Linked DNA regions of Homo sapiens: regions 1, 2, 3, 4, 5 and 7 are each linked to region 6. The links are chromatin loops, found by intact Hi-C in ENCODE. Cell type or tissue: Calu3. All regions are shown on one strand.

Region 1 (4,000 bases), 220 kb before region 6:
GTTCTTTGGCCTTGAACTTGTTCAAGTTGAATTGTGTGTCCTGAACACTGATCTAGTTGTTCACAAACTAGGGTCAGCCAACTGTAGTGGTATGTTGATGTATTCTTGGGAATCGAGAGTTATTATAATCTTTTAATATTATGGCTAAAAAACCCAAAATATCTATGTGTAAATATATAATGTAAGCATGGATTCGTTCATCTCATCAACCTCCTTATTCCTAAATACTGGACTACCATTTGTTTTATTTTTATAATCACATTGATACCAAGTGATCATCTAAATGACATTATTTAATTTTTAATGATTGTTCATAAATTAATTGCTTAAGAGTTATTTACAGAAAAAAACTAGCATTTGTCCTGAGATTAATATTTTTAATATAATTATTTTTATGTGTGCTTGACTATTGTGATAAAGAGAAAAACAGTTAAAAGAGGACCCCAGCCAAGTTATTATGAGGACTGATTTCTGATATTAGCTTTAGTACCTCCAAACCATGAGATTTGGGGAAAGTCACTTAAGAGCCCTAGACTTCAGTTACCTTGTATTTAAAATAAGGGAGTTCAGCTGGAACTAGTTAATCTGTAAACATAGTTTCCATTTCAAAAATTGTGAAATGATGCCTTTTTAAATGGAAAAAGCATTAAGGAGAAGAAAACTGATTCAGTTACAGGGTCTTTGGGGGAAAATTTCTAGCACCACCCTCTCTCCTAATTACAGTAAAACATGGTGGGATATAAGAACCAAATATTTATTGAGTATTTTCTCTGCGCCTATCACAACTCTATTTTAACTCCTGTAAATGTGACTGTGACTCCGTGAGCTAGATTATAGAATTCCTGTTGACAGTTATAATTGGTAGGCACAGAAAGCGTAAAGATGGAGTTTGGAATGGAATCTGGCCTGTCTGACTCTAAGCCCTGGATCCACTGTAATACATTATAACTGCTAGCTTTGCAAAATGCCTTTTTCCTTTTCTCATCTATTTTCACACTCAAACTAAAATTTAGTAAACTAAATTCTGAGCAGCAGAAAAAATTTTAGTAAAGGTCCTCTCATCCTTGAAGAACTTCTTATATAAGGATACTCCTTCTTGCTCCCTTTCCCACGCAGAACTTTACCAAAGGTCAGTAAGAATGGGCTGTTGTGTTTTCTCTCAAATCCTATACAGAAGTCCTTAATTCCGAGGTAAACATCTGAATGGAACAAATGAGTATGATCTGGGGGTTAAGGCAATTTTCAAGTGTGTGTATGTGTGTGTCTGTTTTAAGGCATAACAAAGTCCAGAGATTAAGGCCGAGTTAAAAAACAAATGAGGACAAACCAATGAGGACAAACCAGTCCGCTGAGGTGCGGCCAGAGCAGCAGCAACTGTGGCTGCTTTCTTGATAAAGGCTGTGAAGACGGCACGTTTTACTCTTATTCGTGTATTTCTTTTGACACTTTACCCCTCTATGAAGCCTCAGAGGTGTTTTAAAATTGTGTTAGGAAACACACAGAGATAAGAAAAGGCAAATGGTCCTGATCTAGTGTCTCAGGGAAGAGGCTGGAAAGGAAACGCGGCGCGAGTGGGGTGGGAGAGGGGGCCTGTGGTTTTGCTTCTGTCCGGGCTGAAGACTGAGTAAGGTAGGGCCCCTCCTTCTGCGGATGGGTTTCTCTCTCATTCCACCCTCCACCCACCTCCGGTTCCGCGTGCACGCGCGAGATAGTCCAGTGGGCCCACAGATAACGACCATCAGAGATTAAAGAAGGAAAGTCAGCGAGCTTGAACACAGGCGTCCCGTGTGGAAATGTCCAAGGAGACCGCCAGAAGTGCGCAAGCCGGAGTCGGCTAGAGTTTCCTTCTCACCGAGAGGGGGAGCCCGGCGTTCCCGGCCGGGAGCGACCCGGAGTCCCCAGCCCCGCGTCCCAGCTGCCGCCAGCGCCAGTTTTGGATTCGGCGGATTAGGAAGAGGAGGGAGGGGGGAGAGAGCGCGAAGAGGGAGGGGACCGAAGCTGGAGGGTCCCGAGTCCAGCGCCGTGTTGGCGTAGAGAAACTTTCCCTCTCGGCCTCGGAGACGGCGCCCCGGCCGTGCCGGAGTGGAGATCGCCAGGCTCGGAGGAACCGGCAGCTCTCCACGCCCCTGCCCGAAGCCTGACCCGACTGCCTCTCTCAGTGAGGTACGGAGATTTATCTAGGCTCTTCCCTGGCTGCGAACCCAGGCTCCCTCCAGGTAGCGTGGAATCGCTTAGAAGCTGATATCCCGAGGGGCGGTGGGGGTGGACAGCTCCGGCCACCAGTGCCCGGGAAGGAGGGCGCGGGGCTGCGCGTAGCCGCTGGCCAGCAGGTTGTAAAAAATTAGGACAGCTAAATGCTCAGGGAGTCGTCCAGCACTAAAGGAGGCTAAGACCTGTTGACGCCTGCTATGGCAGCGCTTGAGAAATGACTGGGGGAGTCCAGCGAGGTCGGGGACGCAGCGGTCTCCGGGCTCCAGAAACCTCCTTAGCCTTTTGTGGTAACTTTGGTCCGGCGGCGGGGGGCCGGTGAGCAGGAACTGGAGGGAGGCGGTGGGGAAACCGTGGATCCGTCCGGCTGAGGGTGCGTGGATCAGACTGGGCTGAGCAGGCAAGTCATCGTCGGGTCACAGCGAGGCGACCCAGGAGCGAACTTCCAGGGCAGCCTCCCTTTTGTTGGCGCTGGGAGAGAATGTGGGCATGGGGGTGGGGAGGCGCGAAGCTCCGAGGCCGGGCCGCGGATACTTTAAAGCTCAGAGCTGGGAGGGCCCAAAGGAAGGGGCGGCGTCCACATGGTTACCCTTCTGCTGCGCGGGTCAAGTAGCTTCTTCTGGAGGGCGCAAGGCGCGGCGGGGGTGATGAGCCCTTGGGTTCTCGCTCCGACTGCTAAATTCGCTTGGCCGGGTCCACCTTCTCGTGGCCTCACTCGCCACACGGATCAGAATCCGGAGCAGGCAGTTCTCTCTATTCTGAGGCTCCTGCGGCTGCCGCGCTGACTTCCCTGTGTGCGGGAGGGAACTCTGGGCAGGCTGGTTTTCTTGGAATGTGTTTACGATGTTGAATGGGACTTGAACAGGAAGCTGGACGCTGCAGCTGGAACTAGCGTGCCAAGGTAGAGTAAGGAAGACTTAGCTGGTGTTGGGCTTGGCGGGTCCACTTGGTACGCTGGGCAAACTCCAAGTAAGTGAGGGCTGGCAGTCAAGGTACCCCTCCCTAGGTCCTAGTAGTGTTTCCCAACTGAGCTCGCCTTACTCATTTGCAATCAGACATTTTACATGCACTATTTCAATCTGCAAGTTTGACAAAGTGTAATGCAGTCAATTAGGAAGGATTTAATAAATTTATTTTGTGCCTGCTTTTAAAATACGTTACACCAACATTTGAGAATAAAAAGTTACGGAGAATGTTCAAGTCATGACTGATTTCTAGGACTAGCAGGAGACAATACTGATGATTTTGTGTCTGTATTACAAAATGGGTGATTAGGTGCTAAAGTAAGGGAGATTATTAGACAGAGTGAATGTGAGGAAGTGGAAAACTTTCAGAGGAATTGGAAATTCTTCAAATTTGCAAATTGCTCCCTTTCTCTGCCAGTCTTTCCCTTTTCCCCCCATATGAACAAGTAGCCTTGGCTGGAAAACCCACAAATTGGGAGAGTGCAGTCGCTGGTGACTACAGGCTTTGCTGGAAACAGCAGACAGGCTAAGGTACTGCCCCACTGCATAATTAAAGGTCTCCTTGAGCTGTCCAGGAGTGTTTTCCAAGTTTTTACGACTGACAAGGAAAAAAAGAGAGGAACCTGGCCGGCAGCCAAACTAGACTGAGCTCAGTAGCCAGGCATGAAAGAGACTGGGCAAGTTGCAGGGGCTAATTGGAAAGGGGCTGTCGGTTGCACTTGGGGTTTAAACAAGAGGTTTCTTTTGCAATGAGAATTTTTAGGTGGCTAAGATCAGTCTTCTTGGCAAAAAAATAAACTAAGCATAGAGTGCAGTTGGATATGACC
Region 2 (4,000 bases), 130 kb before region 6:
AAACATTTTGCAAATTAGATTAAATACTGTTAAATTATTGGACTTAGGTAAAAAAGAGAATAATGATTTTGAAAATATTTTAAGATCATGATAATGGTGGTCTGTATTTCATATGATGACAAGTAGAAATACAAGTTGGCCTGACTTCTCTGTTTTGCTTGGTTTATTGCATATAGAATATTTAAGATTTACCTGTTACATTAACAAATTGAAGCATTTTGTCATATTGCAGCATTAATAATGTTTTTCTTAAATGGTACTGTTGGGGATAAAGGAAGTTTTAGTAAAGAAATAGTTGGTTTCATTTAATTTCATATACGTCTTCAAATTGTGTGAAAATATATAATAAATGGTGGCAAAACAGTATCAAATTGAGCATATTATGTTCATACTAAAATTTTAAGAAGCATTTGAATTGGAAATCAGGATTTTATATTTTAAAATAAAAATATGTTCAAAAGAGCAGCCCCTAAGCCAGTCTGAGTTTTGCAAGAATATTCAAAGTGCTCTTTCTATGAAAAATCTAATCATATCAGACATAGAATAATAGATCCCATTTGGAAAATATGTCATTTCCTGCAAGAAGAAAGGCAGAAGTAGGCATAAGTTAGTTCTTATTTTTTGATATGTGTATTTTTGTGCTCTTCTTTATTCTGTCACATTGCATAAAATATTCTAGTTTGAAAAGTATTTCCTGCAGTATGACTGGGTTTCAGTCAACGTAAGATAAAAATAAAGGCTACGGGGATGTTAAATTGAATTGACCATTTCAAGGATAATATTTTCTTTTATTAAATTTTGGAATTAGATCAATTGAAGAGTTTTATTAACAATTATTTATCTTGATTAAATTGAATTGACCATTTTAAGGAAAATATTTTCTTTTATAAAATTTGGAATGAAATGTATTGAATAGTTTTGATAACAATTATTTATCTCGAATTATTTCTCTCTAATTTCTGTTCATAAGATCAATAGTTGTCAAAAGAAAAATGGAAAAACTATATCATCCTAAAAAAGAACTAATTTTGTTCTTCCTTTTCTCTCCTCTCATTTAAGACCAACAAACAAGAAAAACATGATCTGATAAAAGACTGTGGAAATTATGACATGGTTTTATAGTTTACCTTTTAACTATGTGTCATGCTTGAAATTTCCTGTCCAGGATAAACACATCTATTTTTAGAGCTGGAAGTATGTGATGATACAACCCTTACATTTTACAGCAAGGTGAAATGAATTGTGTCATTCATACATGCTAAGATCCAGTGAATGCTAAGAAAATAACATACGATTTAATAAATAATAGTGTTACTGAGTAAGCAAACATTATTTTTCACTAAAATTATAAAATATAAATATATGGCCTTAAAATATACTGTGCTAATATTTTAATTCAAAATTTAAAATTGTTGCTTTTTGTAGTAGATGCTGTTGATGATCAGCCTATAACCTCTCTTTTAGTGCTGTAGTTCAGACTGGCAAAATTTCTAATGCTTATCCTGCATTTCTCTACCTAAGGGATTCTTTGGCCACAAGAGACCACTTTGCCAACCAAATAGGCTGAAAGTTCCAGGGAATTAATGCCCCTGGGAGCAACCCTCAGCTAATGACTAATGAGGATTGGTGTATAAATATGCTAGCTCTCATTCTTACAGTGAGATATATCTGAGGGGTGTATTTCACAGTGGATGTCTGATTTTCCCCAGCCAGATTAAGCTGCAGTTGCCAGTAGTGTTACAGGCCTGATAATGATCTCTGTGTTGGTAGGAGGTCTTCCACTCCGGGTCTCACTTCTTTCTTTTCATCCCTGCTAATATTTCCTGGGATCATCTCCCAAATAAACTTCTCGCATTGAAGTTATTATTACCTCAGTGTTTGCCTCTGGGGCAACCTAAACTGAGATTCTTTCTTTCTCTCTAAAGTCATGTTAGAATATGAAAAAGAAGCTGGGCGCGGTAGCTCACACCTGTAATCCACCCAGCACTTTGGGAGGCCAAAGCGGGCAGATCACCTGAGGTCAGGGGTTCGAGACCAGTCTGGCCAACATGGCGAAACCCCCTCTCTACTAAAAATACAAAAATTAGCCGGGCATGATGCCACACAGTTGTATTCCCAGCTACTCGGGAGGCTGAGACAGAAGAAAACAAATACATTGAACAAATAGGTCAATAGGCTTCTGAAGAATATTGTGGCTAAGCTGGAAAACGATGGCTTTCAAAGTATTCAGATGGCTTAGATTGAAACACAGAGGAAGAGATAAAATAATATTTGAGATCTATCTAAGAAAGTCAAAAATATAGATATGGCATCATCAATGTCTGTATCAAGGGGTTTGTATCAAAGTTATGACGGGAAGCAGGGCACAAGACTTAGATATGTTTCTCCATTCTTCCCCCTCCCTCAAAAAGATCAGGTCTTTTTAGTGTTTTGGCAAAAGATACTATGCTGTGAATTCTGGTACTATTTGAACTTATGTCAGCGGTACATTCGAAATAATATAATTAAAGGAAGACATAATTTGTGCTGTTGTGTCTACCCAGAAAGAATTTTTGTTTTGTTTGTTGGAATAAAAATAGAAAAGTCTTAACCAATTAACATATCTCTTCTAGTTATAGCATGATTATGAATAGAAGGATAAGCTATCTAAATGCCTTGCCGTAAGAGTCAAAGTAGAATGAAAATGAAAGTAAATCAGTGCCTTCTAAAATTCAGTTTCACCTTCTTAATCATCATGAACAGGGTATGTGCTTGGTTAGTCCAAATAAATCATATGTGAAAGAGATAGTTGGGGCTACTTCTTGTTCAAGGGGGAAAGGCATATATTGTTAAAGAACTATCACCAGGCTTTAATAGTAACATATCTGTGAGTTAAAACATTTAACACATCATCTACAAATCTTGCTATTTTCCATTACCTAGGTATCAGTAATAATGTTTTCCAAATATTTACATATTTTATCATTATTTCCCTATTATTTGGTAACTTTCTTGAACATTTGCAAGAAGCATAATTGGAATTTTAAAAGATATGCTGGACTTCTAAATTAAAATAAACAGAAATGTAATTATTGATTAATTCTAAGTCCAATTATATTTTTCTTTTTAGTTATTTATGATTCCATCTGATATACATAGGAGAGAAACTGATAGAAGAATTCTGATGGCAACTGTATGATAGAAGCTATATAAAGTCAAGTGTCCATTTTCTTTCAACTATATTTGAGCATACCCAGGTAAGAATAAATGATTGTTTATACATTTTCCATTATTTCCAAAAAGGACTTGAAATTATAAAAATGCTTTTATTATGTGTTGAATGTTTAAAAATATAGTCTTTTGTTGTAAAAAATAGTAAAATTCATAAAAGTAAAATAAAATTAAAAGCACTGATGAGCCTTTTTTCTGAAAATAACTTCTGTCATCATTTTGTTCTATATAATTTTATTTTTGTTTTGTTGGATTTTTCCTTTAAGCAAAGTTACAATGATAGTATTATATTTAGTTGATTTTCATGCAACTGATAAAGACATACTCATGACTGGGAAATTTACAAGAGAAAGACGTTTAATGGACTTACAGTTCTACATGGCTGGGGAGGTCTCATAATCATGGAGGAAGGTGAAAGGCACGTCTCACACAGCAGCAGGCAAGAGAAGAGAGCTTGTGCAGGGAAACGCCTGTTTTTAAAACCATCAGATTTTGTGAGACCCACTCACTATCATGAGAACAGCACAGGAAAGACTCGCCCCCATGATTCAATCACCTCCCACCAGGTTCCTGCCACAACATGTGGGAATTGTGGGAGGTACAAATCAAGATAAGATTTGGTTGGGGACACAGCCAAACCTTATCATTCCATCCCTGGCCCCTCTCAAATCTCATGTCCTCACATTTCAAAACCAAACATGCCTTCCCAACAATCCCCCAAAGTCTTAACTCATTTCAGCGTCAACTCAAAAGTCCACAATCCAGAGTCTCATTAGAGACAAGGCAGGTC
Region 3 (4,000 bases), 430 kb before region 6:
ATTCAAAAGAAAGCAATGAATAGTTTCTTCTCCCTTACTTTTATCTTCCACAGTGGTGGGAGTGCTAGCACTCTAACAATCCTTGACTTCATTACCACATGTCCCACTTATGGCCAGGAAGATCTAAGTGGACATCCCTGGGGAGATTCTGGGAAAGCTTTTTAAGATGAATAGCCTTAGCGTTATGTCCCTTTAGTTGCTTGCACTTCTTCCATTCATCCTTCTCCCATTTTCTGCCTGGACAAAGGAAACAATGATAAAATTCATGACAACCATTTTTGGACTATGAAGATGGCAGTAACATGCTAAGCATGGTGGAGTTTCAACATGAATTTTAGAGCAGACACACGTTCAAAGCATTGTAGGTCCCTCTCGTTTCATCGATAGCCATCTTCAGCATTAGCAGATGTTCCCACAAAATGCCAAGAAAAGCTATGTCCCTTCCAGGAATCATTGTCTTTCTCCTAACATTTTTAGGTGCCAGGTAGAGTTAAGAATGTTGCGTCTGGCTGTGACAAGTTTTCTCTTGTTTAGAGTGGCAAATTTGGCCTTTCTAAAATTGTGAATGTTCATGTCATCAGGTACTCAAATATTAAGGAATCAATATATGTTTTAAACAAACTGAAAATAATTCTTAAAAGTTGATTTTGGCCTTCGTTCATTATAATTGAACTAATTTCCAATATGGATAGGGTCCAAATAACATTACTTTTTTAGAAATAAATTATACTTTCTTTATAAGAAATAGTTTCTAAGTCCCTTAAGAGTTAATTATTGTTTTCATTTGTTTTTAATTTTTAAAAACTATATTCCTTAAAGAATATTTGTAATCATTTTTCCTCTATCAGATCTTATAAAAAGAAATAGCCATGTCACCTCAGAGTCATTTTGTCAGAGTGACTCTGATGTTATCTTTGAGTTACTACCTTGTCTTTCTTTAACTTTTGTTTCTCTTTTCTTTTCAATCTGTCATATTCACTAGTGAGCATGGTATTATATAGATATTACACTGATATTTAATTTTACTATCTCCATATTTCCCTCTCATGTAAACTGAAAATTGTTTTAATGGGATTCTCATCCATTTTTAAAATAAGGTACTTGACCATCTCCATAGTAAGAAAATCATATGACATTTCTCCACATGTGTGTAATGCCCTGAATTCATATAGTTCACCTTTCTCTATGACTGATCTTATCACCTGAAATACTGCTCAATAAAACCAAATCACAACATGTTTTCCCTCATTTTTCTTATTTCTTATTTTCTTCTTCTTTATATCAATTTAATTGCTTAGTTAACAAGTATATTTCTATATGGGCTTTACTGGTTATGTGAATTTGTAGATTTATTGTGTGAAAATTTGTATTTTTCCACTTTGTCCCACTTCCCAATTAGTCAATCAAATTTCTACCTAACTGTGAAACTACTCAGTTTTCACAGGGTTGTTATGCCTTCTCTTAATTGTACATATATAAAAAGATAAATTCTCATTGTTTCAATAATTTTTAAAAAAAATTTTTCATAATGAGTTTGTGTGTTTGAATTTCTGTTCCCCAATTAGACCACGATAATTCACCCCCAGTTTAGAACAGTGTCTGGTACACATAAGGTTTTCAGTAGATATATTTTATCCGAACTCGATCATAATAGACGGAGGGGCTAGAACTAAGTCTACTTCTCCTTTCTAACTGCCCGCAAGAGCTAATAGAGTACTCAGAACATATTTAGCTAATGCTGAAAAACAGAAAATGAGACTAGAACTAAAAGTCTGGCCTTAAAAATTGACTGAACATAGGATGTTTTCCTCCCCCAAAAAAGTTAGTCCCTTATTCCTTCTATGAATTACAACAAAAAATCTCAGAAAAAATAAGTAAATATCAGAGTACCTTAAAAGTCCAGAAAAGAAAGCAAACTAGCTAGAGATTTTATGACTTGAGGAATAAGGGGGAAGTGAATTGTCTGTGTTTTGTTTGTTTTTTCCTCCTATGTATCTCTGCCTGGGTACTGGAGAAACCCACAAAACATAAATGATAATGGGAGCAGATAAAACAACAACAACAAAACCGCCACAAGGATGGTACATATATATGTATGCGCATATATATGTATGCATATATATATACACCATCCTTGTGGGGGTATATATACCATCCTTGTGGGGGTTTTGTTGTTGTTGTTTTATCTGCTCCCATTATCATATATATACACACAGAAAAGGATGGCTAATGAGACATAACCCTCTTGACTATGTACTCCCTCCAAGAAAACGCTGCACCTCTCTGTTTCCCTACTGCATCCTCCAGCCCCAGACTTTGAACAATAGCTTGTCTTTCATCCCTATTTTGCACAAAGGAGGCAGTATCCCTATCTCTCCCCACTGTGCACTCTGCCAACTGTGTGTTAGAGTCCTACCAATCATCTCCACATTGCAATAGCATGAGCAGATGTGCTTTCCCTCCCATCCACAGTGAGCATTGTGACTAGGAAGACTGTGGAGTAAAAAAGCGATGTGATCATTCCAACGCTGAACTAAGCATCAGAAAAGAAGCAGCACTCTTTTTCCTTCCTGTCATGTGCTGTGGAGCTCATGAAGTAGAGCGCTGCTACTATCCTAATCTTGCACTAGCTGAGTGACAGCAAAGATGAAGCAACCAACTCCCACCTAATTAGAAAATAGAGGCTATGTATAGGAAGAAGAGGGAGCTTCAGAAAGAGATCCTGTATATGAAGTTCTGGGCAAACTCCAGAGCGGCCATGCATGAAACCAACCAGAATCACAGGGCAAAATGTATGAGAACTGAACGATGGTGCAGAATATTGCCAAGATTTCAAGTTGGTCATTAATGAAAAGCACATAAACAGAAGAGACCAGAAGAGCACTGTAAATGTTTTGAAATCTCAATTAACATTTAAACTACGGCCCACAAAAGTTGGCCAGGACATGCACTCTGAACTTTAACAGGCATATCACCTGCTTTAGCAGATATAAATAGGAAATATTATCATATACAACTTAAAATTTCCAGAATATATTAAACATCATTTACCATGTCGACCATGAAAATATCAATTTGAGCAAGAAAATCAACAGACACCAAAGCAAGATGTATCTAATTACAACATGATGTTGCAATTATCTGATGATGATTTTAAAATCTGTATCATAAAAATACTCTGATAAAAAATTAGAAATTATTTGAATCAAATGAAAATATAGAAAATCTTGACAAAGAAATATCAGATATAAAGAAAAACGAAGGTGAAAATTTAGAACTGAAAAATACAGTAAGAAAAATTGAAAACTCACAAGATTGGTTCAATAGCAAAATGAACATGACAGAGGAAAGAATTAGCCAGTTGGAAGACAAATCAATAGAAATTATCCAATTGGAATAAAAAAAAATGCACCATTCCTCAAAAAATATGAACAATCAAAATATATCAAAGATAAAAATAGATAACATGAATAATCTTTATTAACAAAATTGAGTATCTAGTTAAAAAGCTTTTAAAAAAACACTCAGCCTAAATAGATTCAATAGTAAATTCTATCAAACACATAATTAAGAAATGACCTCAATTTGACACAATTTTATCCAGTAAATAGATAACACTTGTCAATTCTTTTAGTGAGCCCAGCATTGCCTTAATACCATAGCTAGATAACATCAATACAAAAAAACAAAATTACAAACCAATAATCCCTGTGAACATACATATAAAAATCCTCAACAAAATACTAGCAAATAGAATCCAGATTATAGATAAATTAATTACATACAATGATAAAGGCAGTTTATTTCAGGAATACAAAGCTGGTTTAGTATTTGAAAACTTACCACATTAAGAGTATAAAGAAAAAAAGACAAAAAGTTATATCAGTTGATGCAGAAAAAACATTTGCCAAAATGCAATACTCACTGATATAAAATTCTCAGCAAACTGAGAACAGAATGGAACTTCTTCAATCTGATAAAGAGTATCTATCAAGAATAC
Region 4 (4,000 bases), 310 kb before region 6:
TCAATGGTATAAAATCAGATCTTTTCTCAAAACTCCCATAACAAGTTAAAAAAACATTTATCTCAACATTTAATACACTTTCCTATGTTTGTAAATATTGCTCTCTCTAATCTGATTATGAATTTCTTAAGATCGGAGACAGTTCTCCATCTTTCTTTTCCTCAGGATGATTAAAACATAGGAAATGCTAGTAAATTTTTACTTAATTGACTTGAATTAAATATTACAGTGAAATTAAGACAAGAAGATCTCCATGAAGCCAGTGACTGCCTTGTATCTCTAGAATTCCAATGCTTGGAGCAAAGCTAACAGATAGCAGGAAGTCTGTAAAGGTGAAATTAATGAATAAAATAATGAGGCAGAGTTGGAAAAAAGCAAAAGTTCAGAGTAACAGGAAGACTGATTAAGCGATTCATGCCAAAAAGCAAAGTAAAAGTATTTTTAAGTCTGAGACAAAGAGACAGAAAGAGACTACCTGAAAGTCATCCAGAAGGAGACTACTTCACCAAAAAAAGGTGTGACTCACTATATTACTCTATTTGCTTTATTGTGATACTTTCGAACCAAACTCACAATATCTCTGAGATATGTCTCTACTTACATATCTATGATAAAGTTTAATTCATAAGTTAGGCACGGTAAGAGATTAAAACAATCACTAACAATAAAATAGAACAATTATAATAATATACGGTAATAAAAGTTGTATAAATATGATGTCTCAAATTACTGTAATATTTTTGGACTGTGGAAAGATAAACCATGGATAAGGGGAGACTACTGTATTCCAAATCTTATTTCACTTATTTTATTTTCCTAAACACTCTCACTGAAACTTTACTTCACAAATAGATTCAATGGGCCTAACTTCCCTACGTGATTATTAATATTTTAAGAACTCATATTTATATACTATTGCTTTAAATAATATTCACCTAAAGGAAGCTCTCCATAAGTTTTTAAACACTTATAATTTATTAAGCATGTTATACTAATGAATTACTATCAATTTACCTATATAACATTTTTTTTTTGTTAAGAAATCCAAATATTTTTATAGGGTGACCCCTGGAAATCTGTCATTCTATTAGGGGCCTGTTAACCACTGTGAAAGAAGATAAATGTGCATAGGCACTGAAATAGCTACTTATCCTGAGAAGCCAAATCCCATTAACCCAGCTAAATTGACTCTACTCACACTGATTTGATCAGAGAATCACTTAGCAGAAATCAGAGGCATTTGCCACTGTGGGCGAAAATAGTATCCTAAACTGCTTTCAAGTTTGAATCAAGGACAGCAATATGATATAAACGAAAGTATCAACAATGAATAATTCTGGGTCATTCCTACCCACTGCTTCTGAAGAAATGTAGGCTGACTTTATTTGAGCTATTGTATGTATAATTGTTAAATAGCATTGCTCAGTAAAAAATCAATGGCAAACCCCAAATAATTTAATGAGTGCACATGCAATTTGAGTGTTACCAATTTTTAGAGTTGCATTATTATATGCATATATATCATAAAAATTACATATTAACAATTCCCCAAAGTTTAGATGATTATTATATAATTTTAAAAGTTTAAGTTTGTTTCATTATATTGTTTTCATTATCACTAGTAACATTTGTTAGTCTTTCTTGGTGAGAGTCACTATGGTAAATGCTTTACACAGATCATCACATTCAATCCTTATAAGAATCTTTAGAGGCAAATTTCCAAATTATCATTATTTCCCTATAAAATTAAATAAAGAAGCACAACATGACTAAGGAAAGGTTTCTGTCCACAACACATTTACAGTTTTAAAAAATGTTAATAGGTTGGTAGGTTTAAGTTATACAAATATTAAGCAGGTGCTGGGCACAGTGGCTCATGCCTATACTCCCAACACTTTGGGAGGCCAGAGCAGCCAGATTGCCTGAGCCCAGGACATTGAGACCAGCCTGGGCAACATGGCGAAGCTGCGTCTCTACAAAAATACAAAAAATTAGCCAGGCATGGTGGCATGCTCCTTTAGTCCCAGCTACTCAGGAGGCTGAGGTGGGAGGATCGCTTGAACCAGGGAGGTTGAGGCTGCAATAGGCCATGATTTTGCCACTGCACTCAGCCTAGCAACAGAGAGAGACCCTGTCTAAAAATAAATAATAAAAATATTAAGCAAAGCAAGGCGTAATTTAGTACAACTTGATTGATGCAGAACCTCTAGGAGATGTGAAGCCACTAAGAACAGAAATGATTTCAGATAATCCCATAGAGAAAATAAAATTAAGCTGTGAGAAATTGGTATATATTTCATAGATTCACAGGGAAAGGCAAGATATTTGAGCCAATGATAACAACATAATTATAATTAAAAACAGAAGCTGGAATATAATGAAATAAAAGCTTTCCAGAAATACCTTTATTATAGAAAGTTTTTTCTTTATTCTGTCACTTATCTGGTTTATTTAGAAAATAATTCTGTAAAATGTAGGTGAAGTATTTAGTATCCCCAAGTCTTGTATCATTATCCAAAATATTTGTTTATGTAATTCCCTTTATAAAATGTGCTTCTTTGGATTGTAGCAGTTTGTATTCTTCCTTAGTTGTATTAATGAAATGCATTCTTTTCACTCAATAAGCTAATTTTGAATCATGACTTTTTTTATATGACCTTGTAGTTTCATAATCTTTGTAAAGAAAAACAAGCAAGTTTTTAAAGCAGTTTTAAAGTGCACATTTTTTAACAGAGAAAAAGAATATTTATTTACAATGTCTACTCTTAGTTCATACACTAAGAGCCTCTGTCTACTGAACAAATAGGTAACATAACCAAGAAAGGAAAACAAGTTTTGTCTAAGGATTGCTAATTATTTGAAAAGCTTATTTTCCTTCTTTGGTTATCTTACCTGTCTTAAAAGAACATAGTCTGCCCATAAAAACAATATTGTATGCTCCGTTTAGAGAACAAAGCCACAAATCTTTCTGTGTGGCTGAAGACTCTCTCTGGGATCTATAACAATAAGTTATTTTTTTGGAGCATAACCATTTTGAGTTCACTCAACTATGCTCCTACACTTTTTTTTTTCCACTAGGAGAGGATTCTAGAAACTAATCCCATCCACAGCACAGCTGACCAAGGATGAACAAGAATTTCTTCAGATTTTTCATAACAATCTCCTCATATATTTCTGTATAGAAGAAAAAAAACAAAACTGTTTGCTAATATCTTTATGCCCCTGAGCACAACAAAACCCTCAGCTTACACTGAAATGACAATGTTACGTAATATTCCAAAGTCAGCTATTCTCTTCATGCCTCATATCCCTTTAATGTCTGCTAGTGTTCCCCACTGACTATCTGTTCTTCATTAAATATATGGACATTTAGAATACATAGAGGAAGAGAGAGCGAGAGATTTGGATGGGGTTTTCCCCTCTTTTTCTCTTTTTCTTTGACTTATCTAAGCCCTATCTTTCCTGAAAACATTTTTCACTCTGCTCTCTGGAAATCAAATTTCATGTTTCCTAAGCTTCCCTATGAACTCAAACTTCTCACAAAAATTCTCTGTCTCCAATTTTTTTGTCTCAACTTAAATAAATCTTTAACAGGAATAATCATTTTACTTAAACTTTTTCCAAAACAAGTTATTTTTGTTTTGTGTCTCATAAGCCATTTGGCAATATCAATCACTCACTCCTTGCCCAGCTCTGCCAGTAACCTACATCCTTATCAGGCTCCCAAGGTCACTTGAAAATTTTCAACTAGGCAACAAAATTTCTCTATACCTAAAATGCCAGCATTGTCTTGACACGTTGACCACCTTAATTCCATTAAACTGGGCTTCCACCTCCTTAAGCCATTTATATTTGCAATCATAGCCTTTCTTTTTAGTGCCCAGAACCATTTAACTCCTGCTTTACTTTTTTACAACTCGATGGTAGCATCCTTGCTGTTCCCTAAATATGACAAGCTTATTCTCAACACTGTGCCTTTGTACAAACTCTCTTTTCTCTG
Region 5 (4,000 bases), 930 kb before region 6:
CTAAAATGTAAAGAAAAAATTTTATTCATCTCATATTCAGATTTTTTAAAAAAAAATTTAAAATTTGAATCCCATGGTGAATAATTATATTTTTATGTCAATTTCTAGTCACTTGCACTTTACAGTTTATGATAGTAAACTCCTTTAATGACACTTAAATTTTTTTTCTCAGTTTTATAGGCAAAACCTGGCAAAATTTTAAATTTGCAGTCCATTGAGTAACAGCGAAGTTGAATATTAATTTTCTTATTGGATATTTTTCTTTTTCTTTTGTGAATCGTTATTTATGTTCTTTGCTTATTTTATATTAGGTAAACATATGTACATATATTACATATGTTACATAAACTTACGTATATATTTTGCATATATGTATATATACACATAAGCTTAAGGATAAAATGCAATATTCTTTCTATTATTAGATACTATTGTCCTAACACAAATCTGTATAATGATAATAGTAGTATAGTAATAATAAACATTATTTAATACCTAGTACTGTTGTATCTTTTCAAATAACTATTTTAATCTTTAAACAATCCTCTAAGGTAGCTATTGTCACTATTTTAAATCTAAAGAAATTTGAGAATTATTAGAAAGCTCAATTAAATTGGCCAGAGTTTTAGTACTTACTGGCAGTAAGGAGCCAAGCATAGTTTAAACTCAAATCTGTTACTCCTTTGTCTGTAATCGTTCCAGTGGGCACTAATGCATCGACACCCACTATGCAAGTGATTAGAAGGCAGAGAGTAAGTGACATTTTGATTCGCATTGGCAAGGCCCCTTCTGTCATCATGAAATTATTTTTATAATCTTTCTTCTTTTATTATGTTTTTATTTCTAACCCAAAGGACTGATGTTGTTTGAAATAAGAAGTGTTTGGTTGGTTGAAGTCTTTGTTTGGAGAGGAGAAAACTGGAATGTGATCAAAATTTGTAGGAATAGAGAAGAAAATGGTGGTCCTTCGAATACTATGTTTCTTCAAATTCTATTAAAATGATTCATGCTTGCTCAGAGAACAGGGATTACTTGTGGTTAATTACTGCCCTCTGTTGACGACATGATATATAAATTGTAATTCATGTTCTAAAAAGAAAGTTAAAACTACAAGAAAACTCATTTATGAAGATTAGTAATTAAACCTCAAAAAATTCAAGTGCTTGCCCAAACACCTATATAGCTAGTTAATTACAGGGACGACTGAGACTCCAAGTGTCATAAGCTATGATTAGTCTCGTGTTGACTAAATTAACAACAGTGTTATTTTTGGCCTGAAAATATTTTCCTATTTTCTGAGACTCAAAAACAAAGGTTGTAGTACTCAAAACAATTCAAAATACATTTTATTCAAGAAAAATTTAAATACAATTTATATTCAGGTTAAAATAAATTATGCAGTACAGAAAAGTGGGAAGTGGAAAATAAATATATTTTTCTCACTCTCTACTTGATCCCAGAGGTGACAATCACTAACTGTTTGTTGTTCTGAAATGAATTCTAAATGCTTAGAATTTTTTTCAAAACTAAAATACTGGTCTCTAACTTTTTTAAAACTTAAAATATATGTCTTAGGGTTTATTCCATATAACCACATAGAGATATAGCTTAGTTTTTAATATGACTGCCTACTATTGACACTTTTGAGGATTACAGGCATGTTTAGAATGCCCTTAATTTGGAGTAACTTGTTATTTCCACATAATTAAATTCAGGTTATGCGTTATCTTCTAGGATTATTACAAAAGTGAGGTTGTTTTGTTCTCATTTCCTTCCACCAGGGGGCACTTCATTTTGGTTTGTCTCGATCAATGTTCACTTCGATCACTGGATTAAGGTGTTTCAGGCTTTTTCATTGAAAGCTACCCCATTTTCCTGCTTCTGTGTACAAGAAGGATTTGAGTGGCAAAAGTGCTCAGCTAAGATAAAAAATAAGTAATTACCCCGTCAAATCCTTTGTCCCAAGTAACAGGAATAATGGAATGGATCATAGAATGTTAAGCATTATTTTCCCAAAAGTGCTGAGTGTCCTAGTTTGATTCTAATTCCTTTCTAAAGGAACATACAAATAAATGAGGTATTTGTACCAGTTGTACAAGGAGGGGAAAGAACCTTTTCCTATATACGACAATTCATTTAACTCAAATTTGTTAATATATAAGTCTATAAACAACACAGAAAGTATAATCATGGTTCTTTCTATTGGCAGCTAGGTGAATATTAGAACTGATGATGGTTTTGTTTTTCTTAAAACATTTACTAAGACATAGTCATTTTTAAATAATATTAAAGTTTCGGTTTCATTTGGCTATTTTAAATTTTCATATTCATAATAAATTTGCAATTTGTATTTGCATTTTAATAAGTAATTTTGAATTCTTTAGAAGAAAAAACTTATTGAAAAGATGATGTTTAAAAATGTTTAAATTTAATTGAATTTACATTTTTGAAAAAATATTTCAAATTGCATGCGCTTAAATACAGTACAACAAAATGATGCAATGATCATGCTTGCAATATAATTACTGGTTTTGCTGAAATGAAGGCAAGGAAGATCAATATGGAATAAACATATACTTATGAATTATCTATGTATTTTCATTTATTATTAATCCAAGCATCATAACCAATTAACTAAATACCTAAATATGCAGAAAAAATGTATTTGATGTGTCTAAATATTTTGTCAATTTTCCTAACATAAAAAATACAGCTTTATAACATATCTTTCAATTGTCTTTATGAAATATATTTGTCTAAATGGGATGGAAAATATTTTATGTAACAACATACTAGCTTGATTAATAACTTTTAATATTTAGAATATAGTTACCATAATGCCTTCTGCCTCTCACCTCACAATAATACAAAGAGTGCATTTATTGAATCATCCATTCACCAACTATTATCGGCCAACTATTATGTGCCACTACTGGGACTACAGCAGTAAACAAACAAACAAAAAAGGAAAAATTCTGTTTGCTTGGAACTTAACATTTTAGTACATTTTTTACCAAAGGAGAAAGGAGACACATTCAGACATAAAGCATAGCTTTTGTCCACTTTGTATCACACATAACTTTCTCAAGTTTTCTTTATTGGCATGATAGATTTTTGCTGAAATTAATGTGGTTTTAGAAGAATATATTCATAACCACAGATAGATTTACCAGAAGCCTGGAGAAAAAGTTTGGCCTTAGGGGAAATGTTTAACGAGCAAATGACAGAAGAATAAAAATTTCAGTGTGGCCAATAATATGTTATATATTTAATGAGTAGAGTTGAAAGTGGAAAGAAGCAAGGAAAATTGAAATTTAAATTGAGTTTTTGTTTTACTTTGGAGAAATATTACAGAAGCAGAATATGCTTAATTGATTTCATAACAGGTAATATACAATCACAAAATCATATCCTCTATGTCCCCATGGAAACAAAGTGATAAACAGCTGCTGTCCACTTTACAGGCACAGAAAAGCAAGGTTAATTAGAAGTACTGTACATGCAAATTCAGTTCCATTAACGGCAAAATCAATTCAGAAAAGAGCGTTTTCACGGCATAATTTTTTTCCTAGTTCTATTAGTATTGTGTCAGATCCATATATTTGTGATTCATTAGAGAGCTTAGAAAGTGGGATGCCTGCCAAAGCCCACCTGGACTGGGAAGAAAATCATTTCAACTGCCTTGGCAACAGTCCTTTTTCTTTCTTTCAATGTAAAAATCATTCAGAATCCAGGTGACATTCAAGATAACCCAAAGTCACACTAAACAATAAAAGCATATAGACAGTAGTCGGTCTTCCTCCCACCACAAATAAGTAATAAAATCCTTAAATCACAAGCTTAATCCAGATTTTTCATATTTATCTTAAACTTAGGGAGTGTCTGTACCTTTCCTTTCACAAATAAGGATGACAACTGAGTAATGCATTTACTTTAAGATGACGTTTAGGGCTCAATTACCTGTGTGCCCCAAAGTATGGAAACAATCTTCAGTGAGTAT
Region 6 (4,000 bases):
AGTCCTACATTATTCATAGTGATTCTGAAACATTTGAGGAAGGAAAGCAGATATTCTAAATGAGTCCATATGATGTCCAACACTGCTCTCTACTGGCAAAGAAGCAAGTTATAAAACAACTATTCAGCCTTTCAAGTGAAAAAATCTTCCATTTTGAATAATATTTGATAACGAGGGTAGAATCCTCAAACTTCCACACATTTTGTTAAATAGAATACAGTGAAAGAATGGAAGAAATGAATATAGACATCACTTGTGGAAATTAGCTTAAAAGAGAAGTCTTTGTTTTCATTTTAACTATTTGAAAAATAATTATAGGAATTTTGGAAAATATTAACCAAATACGACATATCTTACTAGCATTTTAAGAGTCACCAAGGTAAATATTTTGTTTACAATAGCAAGTTTGATAACATTTCTATAGATTTAATTTCAGCAGACTGCAGCCTGTAAAATGCTGTCTTTTGTACATCTGCCTAAACAATAAGTATTCAAATACATTGAGTGGAGAGATACATGGGGTGGAGTATTTATGTTGAATATAAAATTATATCTATAGTATCAGAAACTTGTTCTGTATTTATCAGAGTCTTTATAGAAGATTTAAAAAAGACATTTACTAGTTTGTAAAATCTGACGAACTATATGCCATGCTGTTATAACTTTCATTATATAGACTAATAATACACAAAACATTTTTAGATCAATGACTACATCTTACCTTTTATAATCTAATATTCTAAATTTCCCATCTGTGTTTTATATCATTCTTATCTGTCCATTTTGCTTGGGAGTCATATTCAATGTTTTAATCTCAAAGTTCAATATATGTAGATACAATCACTTATACCTGCATATTTACACAATAATGCCAAATTATATAGTAATTGATGAGGTTTTGTTAGGTTTGCTTAATATTGTCATTGGCCGATCACTTTTATTTTAATGTAAATTGAAAAGATAATGTGCAATATTTTTAAGAAAGCCACTTCTTGGCTGTGAGGTAAAAGTTGATGCTTATTTTCATTGATACATTTTCTGGAGTGTTCTCATTTTTCTTAGTGAACATATATTAATATTAAAATTAACGTATTTATTCATAAATAAACAGAAAAACCTTGTTGCATTTTCCAGGCACAAGCACACAATTGTGCAAGACACACACTTGTACTCATGTAAACTCTATGGCCTGATATTTCTTAAAAAAAAATTCACCGTAATAAATTTTGTCTATTTGGATTTACAGCAGGGCCTTGAATAACACTCTTTGATTCAATGTTGTTTTATTCCATGTTATTGGTTATAAGGTTGATGAGAAAAAAAATATCAGTTCCCAGACAGGGCTACTGTCTGTGTGGGGTTTTCAGGTTCTCCCCATATCTGCGTGGGTTTTCTCTGAGTACTCCTGTTTCCTCCCATATTCCAAAATGCGCAGGTTTGGTAACTGATCTGTCTAAATGGTCCCCTTCTGAGTGTGTGTGTGTGTGTGTGTGTGTGTGTGTGTGTGTGTGTGTGCGCCCTGCCACTGGGTGGCGTCCTGTCTAGGGCTGTTTCCAGCTTTGCCCCGAGCTATCGGGCAAGGCTCCTGCCACCTGGGACCCTGAGCTAAAACAATTGAGTAAACAATTATCTTACTTGTTTCTATTGATCTTTCTTAAATGTATGTATAGCTCACATTTATTTTGGTGTTTAACATTGGAAGTATTTCGGTCTTTATTTAGAAGTTTGCTGATATTTTTGTGACCAGAAATATGGTGTAGGAACTTAACTGTTGTTTATATCGGTTAGCCTATGGTAAAATTGGTTGTGTTATATGTCCTTCAGCTTAAAGTTGCAGTTTCAAAGAACCTATTGATGCTGTTAAGTGAGGACTTATTGTACAGAAAAAATAAATAAATAAATAAAACCCTGAACACTTTAAGTAAGAAAAAAATGCAGGAACAAATATCACTTGCCAGACAACACATAACTTTTTTCTTTTGCTCTTTGCCAAAGTGAAAAATAACACTGAATCTAATTGTATGAAGCAAAATAGTCTGAAACATTATACTCCTTTTTTCATCATTGCTAATTTTTTTTGTTTTCTCACATGGAGGAATTAAGACATAAAGTTGCAAAACATAAAAATGAGTATTTTTACACAATTTTAAATAATGTTGAATATACCAGTGTCCCATTTTTAAGAGACTGTCAATGAAATATTCCTGTATGCCTCTTTCAGGTAAATAGCAATAAAAAATAAACCTTTTGGGATTAGCTTTTAATATTTGTCAAAATTCCCTTTCGATCCATCTAACTTGTCTTGTTTATCAATAATTCATTCATTTTTATACCTTAGTAGTATTCCATGGTATAGATGTACCATTGTTTAAGAATCCACTCATTGCAGGACAATTAGATTGTTTCTGATTTTGAGCTATTACAAAGAGAGCTACAATGAACATCCGTGCAGGACATTTACTTGAACATTAGTATTCATTTCTCTGAGGTAAATACTCAAGAGTGCAGTTGCTGCATCTTATGGTAAGTCCACATTTAGTTTGAAATGAAACTGCCAAACCATTTTTTTTTTCAGATTGGCTGTACCATTTTACATTCCTACCAGCAGTGACATCTTGTAATTTTATTTGCTATATCTGGCAACCGCATTCAGGAGTATTAATGTCTCACTTGCATGATTCCCCCTGCCATTTCCTTGAACACTCATCTTATTCCCCTTTGCAGCATTATTCTCTTCCATCTCCCTCTGAAATATGGCAGCTACCTGAGGACCCAGGATGCTGGCGCTCTTTTCAATCTCTCAGCCTTTCATTGAGACCTTTGTGCCAGGATCTCCCGAATCCACATGTTCTCTTCAGAATTCTTCTTCCTCAGACTCCAGCACTGTATACCCAATTGTTGAGTCTGGTATCTCTAGTGAGCACGTCAGAGTCATGTTAACCTTAATATGCTTGAGTGTATGTTTCATTTCTTCCTTACATCTTATTAATATGCCACCTTTTTAGAGAGAACTGATGACTCTTTCTTAAATATTACCCACACTCTGCCCAGTCCATCTGTGTGATCAAAATATAATATGTGTGTCTGTGATCTAGACATAAAATAGACATAGATACACATACACACTTACACACACAGACACACACACACACACACACACACACACTCATGAGGATAAAATCCATGAATACAGGGACATTTTTACCTGATCGCTACCCAGCACTTAGTAAATGCTAGACTGATAGTAAATACTCAAAAATATTTTAAGGAATAAATGAGCATATGTTAAATTAACAGGTTATCTTCTGGGGGCTTAATTTCATTTTTATTTTATCAAATAATCTATGTCCATTTAAAATAGTCAAATATTTCTCCAAAATTTATAATGAAAAAATTAAAAAACAAAACCTTCTCTAGCCCTTCTCCTAAGCCTCACTCACTGAAGCAACTGCATTTTGCTTTCCTGTCTTTTGTTATTTTATTCTATTCTGGATAAAGTGTTGTACTGCTGTGCTTTTATTCGTCATATCTGTAGTGGCCATCAACACCCTCCTGACATATCTGCCCTGTTTCCTGGGCTCATTACTCCCTCTGTTTTATTTTAGTTCCTTCTTTTCTTACTGAGAACTGGGACATGGCAGGCAATTTTTTGAGCCTCTGCACATCTCAGTATGAATTTTTCTTTCCTCATAGCCTGGAAACTTGGTTCAAAATTATCATTTCCCTCAGAATTTGAAGTTACTTTCTTCCATTATTGCTGATGTGAAGAAGTCTGATGTCATTCATATTTCTGGGTTTTGTTTTTGTTTTATTTTTTGTTGTTTGTTTCTCTCTGGAATCTTTTGTGATTTTTTTTCAATCTCTAGTGCTTTGATGGTAAGCCTCTTTGTGCTTGTATATTTGTTTTCACTCATTAATATAACATTGAGTCCCTTAATCTGAAAATTTATACCTTTGGTTCTGGGAAAGTGATTGATAGTGTTCTATCCTTTAGTTTTTC
Region 7 (4,000 bases), 670 kb before region 6:
GTCCTATTAACAAAATAAAGCAAACTTTGTTGGAAGTTCCTTGGCCAGATAAACTATTCTAACTTATTAAAATTGAAACAAAGATCTGAAATGATTGAGAAAATAATTAATTTGATTTATAGACTGGACAGATTTGGCAATCGTAATCTTTATGCTTTTGTTAACAGCTCAAGCAAGTGTGGGAAAAAGGGGACATAATTTTAATGTACTCACTGAGCACAGCAGAAAACATATTAAAAAGCTTATTTTGTCCTTTTTCTTAATCCACCGCTTGTACATTGTATGGAAGAATTAGAGTATTATGCATAATTTAGATACACTTGTCTGCAGAATTATGGTAGATTTTTACCTGGAATACATTTGCATAATAACAAAATAGATCAATAGTTTTAGCTAATTAATGAATAAATATTAAAATCTATTCTGCATTTCACAAGAAATGCTTACATTGACAACTATAATAATGTTTTGGCTGACTTTAACATGGTCTAGTGAATCCTAGCAAAATATCTTCCCAACTCTAAATAGAAAGCACATTCCATACGTGTATGTTAGATATATAATTGTATGTAGAAATGTGGATTTTTTTACATTTAGGATATTAATCAGTATTATAAACATTATTTGTAAATGTAATTATTCTAAATTATCCTTATCATTAATTAATAAGCACTTCAAAATATTTCTAAGATATTTAGTAATTTTTCCTTGTGTGATAAACTTCCTTTAGAGAAATATAGCTATAAGAGGAAACAAAATGTGAGCAACAAAGACATTAAAACATGAAAGTTTCCATATAAGAAACTTAAATAATTGAACAAGCAAAAAACAAATAGCCCCATTGAAAAATGGGCAAAAGACATGAACTAACACTTCTCAAAAGAAGACAGAGAAGCAGCCATAGAAAAAAATGCTCCATATCACTAATCATCAGAGAAATGAAATCAAAATTCCAGTGAGATATCATTTCACATGAGTCAGAATGCCAATTATTAAAAAATCTAAAAGCAACAGAGGCTGGTGAGTCTGTGGCAAAAGGGGAATGCTTATACACTGTTGATAGGAGTGTAAATTAGTTCGGCCACTGTGGAAAGCAGTTTGGAGATTTCTCAAAGAACTTAGAAATATCACTTGACCCAGCAATCCCATTACTGGATATACATCCAAAAGAAAATAAATTGTTCTACCAAAAAGATACATGCACTTACATATTCGTTGCAGCACTATTCACAATAGCAAAGACAGAATCAGCCTAGGTGCCCATCAACAGTGGATTGGATAAAGGAAGTGTGGTTCATATACATCATGGAATTCTATGCAGCCATAAAAAAGAATGATATCATGTCCTATACAACATGGAATACTATGCAGCCATAAAAAATGAAATCATGTCCTTTGCAGAAACATGGATGCAGCTGGAGGCCATTATTCTAAGTGAATTAACACAAGAACAGAAGACCAAATCCCGCATGTTCTCACTTATAAGTGGGAGTTAAATGAACGGTACTCGTGGACATGAAGATGTCAACAATAGACACTGGGGACTACTACTAATGAGCTCCATGTGAGACAGGAAAAGGTAGAGGCATGTTATCAGTCACACAACATTTCAAGGACACATTGGACAGGAGTTTGAATGGCCTGAATAACTGACGTACAGTGTGCAAAGGGAAGCCAGGAGGAATTCTGAAAGCAAAGCTTAAAGACACATATGTTTATAAGTGGTTTAGTTGTTGATTTACATGAAGGCAAATGTAGACATTTAGTACTGCCATCTAGAATCTCTTCAATTTTATTTTATAAGTTCGTGAAGAATGAGAGCATGATGAGAACTGATAGAAAAAGTCATGCCTTGGTCCATGATTTTGTATCAATCAAGGCAAGATAGGAGAAAAGCCTTCTGAGTCTTATGATTCGTTTATATCCAAATGGCTTTGTATGCTGGTTTAATATAAGTGAAGGTGAATTGGAGCAAAAAAGAAAAAATATATATCAATATGCGAAGTGTCTCAGGAAGTCCATGTGGAGGATTGAGCCACAAGAAAGTTGTCATGGAGTCTGGAATGGAGGGGAATTTAATTTTCCATCAGGCACCCAGAGAGGGAAATGAACGTGAATTACTGTAAGATTAGACGGTCCCTGATCTGAAGGAATTCATGTACTTCTAAGTGGGCAACTTTTACTAAGAATTTTTTTCTAAGCTGACAAGAAACACGGTAAAATTCAGGTTCTCATTTTTAAAAAACTGGCTTATGCAGACATTCTGGAGAAAGCTAGCGTTATCTTCTTACACAAGGGATGTGCTGCCCCCTTCTGGATAAAGGAAAAGGTAAATTCCACTGAGAAATTTACATTCCTCCACTTCAGATACACATAAGAATGAAAAGCGCCCTCATCTTATTCAGTATTATAAATATGTATGTGTGTACACATAGACCCATATATATTCACTATATATGTAATATTTTATATTGGGAGTATTAAGTGATCAAAACCAAGTAGTGATCAAGTTAAAAGACTAGAACACACGAATGGACTGCTAACTGGCCCTTAGAGTATAGGCTCTATGCTGTATCCCAGCACCTAGAACAGTGTCTGCAGTATAGTAGACTCAAATCACATCTCTAAGAACCCACATCCCATTTTAGAATTCTTTAGTGGCTTCACTTTATGGTTGAGCTGAGCTCCAATTCTTTGGCATGGCATTAAAATTTTTCAAAATCAGATCCTAACCTGTTTTTTAAGCCATAAGGTCTGGTCATTTACATCATCCAGGCTTTACTTTCGTCTACCTGCAAATATTGTTTCAACCACATGTTTTCTGCCCTACATCTTTTCACAAATTGTTCTAATTTCTTAGAATGCCTTTTATCTCTCCCCTCTGTATCACCACTGGTGAAAATCCTTACCATTTAAAAAAAATAAAAATGAATTGCTAATTTATCTGTGAAGTCTTTACCAGTATTTCTTATCAAGATGCTTTCTTTTTCTGTTCCTTCACACTATTTTGATTTTCTTTACATTGTAACAGTTTACATTATCTGCCCCACAGTTTCTTCTTGTTCATCTTTGACAGACATCACTTTTTATTCATCGTTGTATCTACATTCCTTACCAAATGCCTAACATACAATGTAGTCATCCAACTGAATAAATGCTGAGTACATTGATGTGCAAAATCATAATAATATTTTACATTCAAAATGAGTTAGCTGAGTTGAAATTTTTTTAGCAACACAGATGGATTACAGTCAGGTTGAATAAGGTTTATAACACCATGAGAAGAATTAACCATTTTCACTAACTACAATCCAGACTGCTAATGACAGTCATTAATCATAAACCATTCTATAAGAATATTAAATTCTGAAGCATATCACCATGTTCTCTTATATGGGTGTGTGGTGCACTGAATAATGGCTCCAAAATAGCCACACCTTAGTCTTCAGAACCTGTGAATATGCTGCTTTACATACTAAAAAAAAGATTTTGAAGATGTGATTAAATTAAGAATTTTGACCTTGTGGGGTTATCCTGGATTATCCAGGTCCAATGTAACCACGAGGGTTCTTATATAAGGGAGGCAAGAGGAGCATAGTAGAAAAAGAAGATGTCCTTATGGAAGCAGAGGTTGGGGTGATGCACATTGAAGATGGAGGAAGGGACCATGATGCAAGGAATACAGACAGCTTCTGAAAGCTGGAAAACACAAGGAAACTATTTCTCTCTTGGAGCCTTGGGAAGTAATGCAGCTCTGTGTAATGCTTGAATTTAGCTACATAAAACTCATCTCAGACGTCTGAACTCCACAACTGCAAGATAATAAATATTTGTTGTTTTAAGGCATAAAGTTTGTTGTAGTATAGGAGAGTTGAAATTGGAAACTAATATTCCTCCAGTATTATGAGAATAGCTCTTTTACATATATGAAGCCTTTGAATATAACTAAAGTTGGATAAACATATAAATTGTGACACATGTCTTGAGTTTTTCAGACAGA

The links. Peaks named below come from ENCODE experiments on the same cell type or tissue, not always from the same donor. Only the 100,000 strongest peaks of a DNase experiment are listed, where the experiment ranks them.
Region 1: a loop joins it to region 6, with 6 times the contacts of the local background. A loop is called at or near these places in 36 of 110 quality-filtered maps.
Region 2: it touches region 6 in a loop (3-fold over the local background); 6 of 110 quality-filtered maps call a loop at or near these places.
Region 3: a loop joins it to region 6, with 2.3 times the contacts of the local background. A loop is called at or near these places in 2 of 110 quality-filtered maps.
Region 4: a loop joins it to region 6, with 3.0 times the contacts of the local background. A loop is called at or near these places in 4 of 110 quality-filtered maps.
Region 5: it touches region 6 in a loop (6-fold over the local background); 66 of 110 quality-filtered maps call a loop at or near these places.
Region 7: a loop joins it to region 6, with 10 times the contacts of the local background. A loop is called at or near these places in 20 of 110 quality-filtered maps.

Annotation. Positions count from the first base shown.
Region 1 is chr2:188,290,004-188,294,003 of GRCh38, forward strand. GULP1 (GULP PTB domain containing engulfment adaptor 1) reads left to right here and starts at 1,871. Exons shown (of 12, transcript NM_016315.4): 1 at 1,871-2,163. RefSeq lists an enhancer at 3,723-4,000. In Calu3, CTCF peaks have their summits at 1,835 and 2,056; DNase peaks (open chromatin) are centred at 1,868, 2,758 and 3,808.
Region 2 is chr2:188,380,654-188,384,653 of GRCh38, forward strand. GULP1 (GULP PTB domain containing engulfment adaptor 1) reads left to right here. Exons shown (of 12, transcript NM_016315.4): 2 at 3,110-3,236. Among named protein-coding and RNA genes, the nearest start is that of MIR561, 85 kb to the left of the region's middle. In Calu3, no CTCF peak of the experiment used is centred here; no DNase peak of the experiment used is centred here.
Region 3 is chr2:188,083,202-188,087,201 of GRCh38, forward strand. All of the region lies in intron 2 of LINC01090 (long intergenic non-protein coding RNA 1090), which reads right to left. Among named protein-coding and RNA genes, the nearest start is that of LINC01090, 200 kb to the right of the region's middle. In Calu3, no CTCF peak of the experiment used is centred here; no DNase peak of the experiment used is centred here.
Region 4 is chr2:188,200,687-188,204,686 of GRCh38, forward strand. The region is part of intron 1 of LINC01090 (long intergenic non-protein coding RNA 1090); the gene reads right to left. Among named protein-coding and RNA genes, the nearest start is that of LINC01090, 85 kb to the right of the region's middle. In Calu3, no CTCF peak of the experiment used is centred here; no DNase peak of the experiment used is centred here.
Region 5 is chr2:187,579,816-187,583,815 of GRCh38, forward strand. No RefSeq gene overlaps it. Among named protein-coding and RNA genes, the nearest start is that of TFPI, 27 kb to the left of the region's middle. In Calu3, CTCF peaks have their summits at 1,073 (motif pointing left) and 1,825 (motif pointing right); a DNase peak (open chromatin) is centred at 1,806.
Region 6 is chr2:188,512,569-188,516,568 of GRCh38, forward strand. All of the region lies in intron 4 of GULP1 (GULP PTB domain containing engulfment adaptor 1), which reads left to right. Among named protein-coding and RNA genes, the nearest start is that of MIR561, 220 kb to the left of the region's middle. In Calu3, no CTCF peak of the experiment used is centred here; a DNase peak (open chromatin) is centred at 1,533.
Region 7 is chr2:187,841,121-187,845,120 of GRCh38, forward strand. No RefSeq gene overlaps it. Among named protein-coding and RNA genes, the nearest start is that of TFPI, 290 kb to the left of the region's middle. In Calu3, a CTCF peak has its summit at 2,325 (motif pointing left); a DNase peak (open chromatin) is centred at 2,311.